Regions from separate parts of the Homo sapiens genome. Here region 2 is linked to region 1. Evidence: read pairs that join two places in POLR2A ChIA-PET (ENCODE). Cell type or tissue: PC-9. All regions are shown on one strand.

Evidence for each region. ChIA-PET counts read pairs that join two places held together with the same protein. Peaks named below come from ENCODE experiments on the same cell type or tissue, not always from the same donor. Only the 100,000 strongest peaks of a DNase experiment are listed, where the experiment ranks them.
Region 2: POLR2A ChIA-PET joins it to region 1 with 9 read pairs; 7 of 35 experiments call an interaction of 5 or more read pairs at or near these places.

Annotation. Positions count from the first base shown.
Region 1 is chr11:63,819,538-63,822,037 of GRCh38, forward strand. The region is part of intron 5 of SPINDOC (spindlin interactor and repressor of chromatin binding); the gene reads left to right. Among named protein-coding and RNA genes, the nearest start is that of SPINDOC, 7.3 kb to the left of the region's middle. In PC-9, no CTCF peak of the experiment used is centred here; no DNase peak of the experiment used is centred here.
Region 2 is chr11:63,698,843-63,701,342 of GRCh38, forward strand. The region is part of intron 1 of RTN3 (reticulon 3); the gene reads left to right. Among named protein-coding and RNA genes, the nearest start is that of RTN3, 19 kb to the left of the region's middle. In PC-9, no CTCF peak of the experiment used is centred here; a DNase peak (open chromatin) is centred at 1,309; H3K27ac peaks cover 809 bases.

The DNA of each region.
Region 1 (2,500 bases):
CCAGGCTGGAGTGCAGTGGCGCGATCTCGGTTCAGTGCATCCTCTGCTTCCCAGGTTCAAGCGATTCTCCTGCCTCACCCTCCTGAGTAGCTGGGATTACAGGCGTGTGCCACCATGCCCAGCTAATTTTTGTATTTTTAGTAGAGACAGGGTTTCGCCATGTTGGCCAGGCTGGTCTCGAACTCCTGACCTCAGGTGATCCACCTGCCTCAGCCTCCCAAACTGCTAGGATTACAGGCGTGAGCCACCGCACCTGACCAGGTGGGCTTTTCTTAGTGTTTCCTTGTTTCCTGGAATTGGTCACTGGGTCCGGGTAGGCCAGTGTTTCCCAGAAGCCTGATACTGATTTCCACACATGCAGTTTGTTCTAGCTAGAGCCTGAGGGGTGCCCACCTTACCCTGGTGGAGCTGAGGCCCAGATGGGGCCACTCAGCAATTCAGTTAGGTGTCCAGAGAATAGATAAGATGAGCAGTGGACAGACACCTCCAGGGGACACCAGCTCAGTAAATTGCCTCATAACAGCAGTAAGTGCTTGTGTTGTTTGGGCTCCTACTGAGTTTAAGAAGCTTACATACAAGGCAAGTCGTGGTGGCTCACGCCTGTAATCCCAGCACTTTGGCAGGCTGAGGCGGGCAGATCACCTGAGGTCGGGAGTTTGAGACCAACCTGGCCGATATGGCGAAACCTCATCTCTACTAAAAATATAAAAATTAGCCAGGTGTGGTGGCAGGCGCCTGTAATCCCAGCTACTTGGGAGGCTGAGGCAGGAGAATTGCTTGAACCTGGGAGGTGGAAGTTGCAGTGAGCCGAGATTGCGCCACTGCACTCCAGCCTGGGCAACAGAGTGAAACTCTGTCTCCAAAAAAAAAAAAAAAAAAGAAGCTTACATACAGTTTATTTGGCCCTTACAAAAATAACTTGTATAGAAGGGCAGATGTCCATTCCTTTTTCCAAAAGGGAAAACCATTTCTCAAAGAAATGGTTCCTTCTTCCCCATGGTCCTTATGTCAGTTTCCTATTTGCTGCTGTAACAAATCACACAAATCTAATGGCTTAAAACAACACACATCGGGCCGGGCGCGGTGGCTCACGCCTGTAATCCCAGCACTTTGGGAGGCTGAGACGGGCGGATCACGAGGTCAGGAGATCGAGACCATCCTGGCTAACACGGTGAAACCCCGTCTCTACTAAAAATACAAAAATTAGCCGGGCATGGTGGCGCACGCCTGTAGTCCCAGCTACACGGGAGGCTGAGGCAGGAGAATGGCGTGAACCCGGGAGGCGGAGCTTGCAGTGAGTCGAGATCGCGCCACTGCACTCCAGCCTGGGCGACAGAGCGAAACTCCGTCTCAAAAAAAAAAAAAAAAAACAACACACATCGCTTGTGCCTGTAGTCCCAGCCACTTGGGAGGCTGAGACAGGAGGATTGTTTCAGCCCAGGAGTTCAAGGCTGCAATGAGCTATGATCACACCACTGCACTCCAGCCTGGACGACAGAACGAGACCCTCTCTAAAAACAAAACAAAACCCAAATTTATTATTTTACAGTTCTGGAGGTCAGAGGTCCAAAATGGGTCTCACTGAGCTAAAATCAAGCTGTTGGCAGGGCTGTGTTCCTTCCTGGAAGCTCTAGGGGAAAATCTATTTTCTTGACTTGCCCAGCTCCTAGAGGCTGCCTGCATTTCTTGGCTTGTGGCCTCCTTCCATCTTCAAAGCCAGCAGTGGCTAGTAGAGTCTTTCTCAGATACTGTCCTGGGTTCCGGCTCATCTGCCTCTTCCCCATTCAAGGACCCTCATGATTATATTGGGCTACTCAGTCCAGGATAATCTCTTTTTGAGTCCGCTGATGAGCAACCTTAATTTCATCTGTAACCTTCATTCCCCTTTGCCATGTAACAAAACATTCACGGGTTCCAGGGATTAGGGTGAGGGGCATCATTCTGCCAACCACACATGACCCAGCAGACAGAATTAGGATGAGACTGGAATGTAGTCCAGCAGGGCAGAGACCAAGCCTAGTCCTCTGTTCACCTCTCCATGCCAAGCATAGTTTACAGGCGCTCAGGAAATGCTTCTTGAAGAAGTGAATAGGTAGGAGTGCACGTCTCCTTGTACCAACTTGTCTGAAATGTGTGTTTGAAACTAGAGCCATAGAATGATGGCCAACGAGGTGGCTGGAGGCTCTCCTGAGAGTAGGGCTCTCAAAAAGCAGGTGTGCTTTTGTTTTTGTTTTTTGAGACAGAGTCCCTGCCCAGGCTGGAGTACCATGGCGCCATCATAGCTCACTGCAACCTCAAACTCCCAGGCTCAAGCAGTCCTCCTGCCACAGCCTCCTGAGTAGCTGGGACCACAGGTGTGCATCTCCACACCAGGCTAATTCTTAAATTTTTTGTAGAGACAGGTTTTCACTGTGTTGCCCAAGCTAGTCTCCAACTCCTGGGTGCAAGCAGTCCTCCCACCTGGGCCTCCCAAAGTTCTGGGATGACAGGTGTGCTTTTT
Region 2 (2,500 bases), 120 kb before region 1:
GGTGTCAGTTCTCACCCAAATGTTAATTCCCAGATATTTATCTACAGCATTTACCTCTCTCCTGAGCCTGTCCCTATTACTGCACTGCCTGTTCAACAGTTGCCACTTATATATGCCTTAGGCAACTTTTTTATATTGAAAGTTAATAATATAAGGGATTCCTGGCCGGGCACAGTGGCTCACGCCTGTAATCCGAACACTTTGGGAGGCCAAGGTGGGCGGGTCACTTTAGGTCAGGAGTTTGAGACCAGCCTGCCAGCATGGTGAAACCCCACTAAAAATACAAAACCCCTACTAAAAATACAAAAATTAGCCGTGTGTGGTAGCATGCACCTGTAATCCCAGCTACTCAGCAGGCTGAGGCATGAGAATCACTTGAACCTGGGAGGCGGAGGTTGCAGTGAGCTGAAATCACACCACTGTACTCCAGCCTGGGCGGGCGACAGAGCTGAGACTCCTTCTCAAAAAAAAAAAAAAGAATTCCTTCTGTGTTCCCAACCATGGCATTTCATTTAGTCCCTCAGTGATCTTTTACTTCTCCAGTCTTTAACATCCAGGCAGATGGTCTCAAGACCTGTCTTCTCTCTTGTCAGCAGTCCTCTCATTCCCATCCTCACTGCCTTAGTGCGAGCCCTTATCTCTTGCCAAGATTATGCAGTAGCTTTTCAGTTCCGTCCATGCTCTACCCTGCTGCCAGAGTTCTTTCTAAAACACGTGATATTGTCACACCCTTACTTAAAAACCTTCAGTGATTCCTTATTACACAAAGGATATAATCCAGATTACATGGCATTTAAAGCCATTTGGAATCTGGCCAATTGTTCCTTCTCCCCAGAATGCCTTTCCCTTCCTTGTTCACCTCATGAACTTAAATCTTTAAAACCAAGCTTACCACCTCTTCTGAAACATTCTTAATTTACCATAGTGGCTGTCTCTGCTGCATTCCCACAACTCATACAGTTTTACTGGTGCATATTTGATTTTCAGCTACTTGTGGGCACTGTATTACCAGTACTAACACAGGTCCTGGACTTCGCTACTTAATGAAAATGGTTTCATTAATGGCATTTGAGGATTAAGATCATTCTGGGGTTCAGTTCCCTGTGACACAAATACAGAATATGAATACAATGTGGTTTTGTAAGTTAGAAACCTCATGGAATATTGTACCAGCCATTACCAGTTATCTGTGTTCTGCATCTGCATAACAATTTGCATGTTGAAATTTTCCATTAGGAGGGAGTGGTGTTAGGTGAAGGTGAAAAGGCAAACAGCTGGCATGCTCATAGGCTCTTCTTTGGCATTGGGCTTGAAGTATTTGGTTTTTCAGGTTTGTTGGGATTTAAACGCATCATTGGCAGAGATTTAATGTTGATAGTAAATGCATGTAGAAATGGATCCATCTGGAAACATAGAGATAGGAAAACATGATTCTTTTACTTTTTTTTTTTAAGGTAAGGTCTCACTCTGTTGCCCAGGCTGGAGTACAGTGGTGTGATCACGGTTCACTGCAGCCTCAGCTTCCTGGCCTCAAATAATCCTCTTACCTCAGCCTTCCAAGTAGCTGGGACTATAGGCTCATGCCACCACACCCAGCTAATTTTTTTTTTTTTTAATTTTTTGTGGAGACAGGATCTCACCATGTTGCCCAGGCTGGTCTTGAGCTCCTGGGCGCAAGCGGTCCACCTGCCTCAGCCTCCCAAAGTGTGGGGATTACAGGCGTGAGCCACCTCACCTGACCTGTTTCCCTGCCCCCATCCTTTTTATTTTTTTTTTTTTGAGATGGAGTCTCACTTTGTCACCCAGGCTGGAGTGCAGTGGCATGATCTCAGCTCACTGCAACTGCCCTCTCCTAGGCTCAAATGGTCCTTCCACCTCAGCCTCCTGAGAAGTAAAGGATTAATTGAAATGTTATTTTTTATTTGATCTTCTTCATTGGTCACTGTGTATCCTGATAAGAATTTTCAGGCCAGGCTTGGTGGCTCACACCTGTAATCCCAGCACTTTGGGAGGCTGAGGCGTGCGGATCACGAGGTCAGGACATCGAGACCATCCTGGCCAACATGGTGAAACCCTGTCTCTACTGAAATACAAAAAATTAGCCAGGTGTGGTGGTGCGCGCCTGTAGTCCCAGCTACTCGGGAGGCTGAGGCAGGAGAATCGCATGAACCCAGGAGGCAGAGGTTGCAGTGATCCGAGATTGCGCCACTGCCCTCCATCCTGGTGACAGAGCGAGACTCCTTCTCAAAAAAAAAAAAAAAGAATTTTCAGCTTTTAGTGCTCATATATAATTTGTTTCTTACAGTACTTCTCTTCCAAATTTTTATACTTTCTAAACCCTTGCTGTTTGAAGTATTGATATCATTTTGTTGTTTCTGTTTTTTTCCTGATATCAAATGTACAGCTCTTTTCCAGAATGTCATATAGTTGGACTGGGCCAGTATGTTGCCCTTTCATACTGGTTTCTTTCACAGACCAATAAGCATTTAAGGTTCCTTCA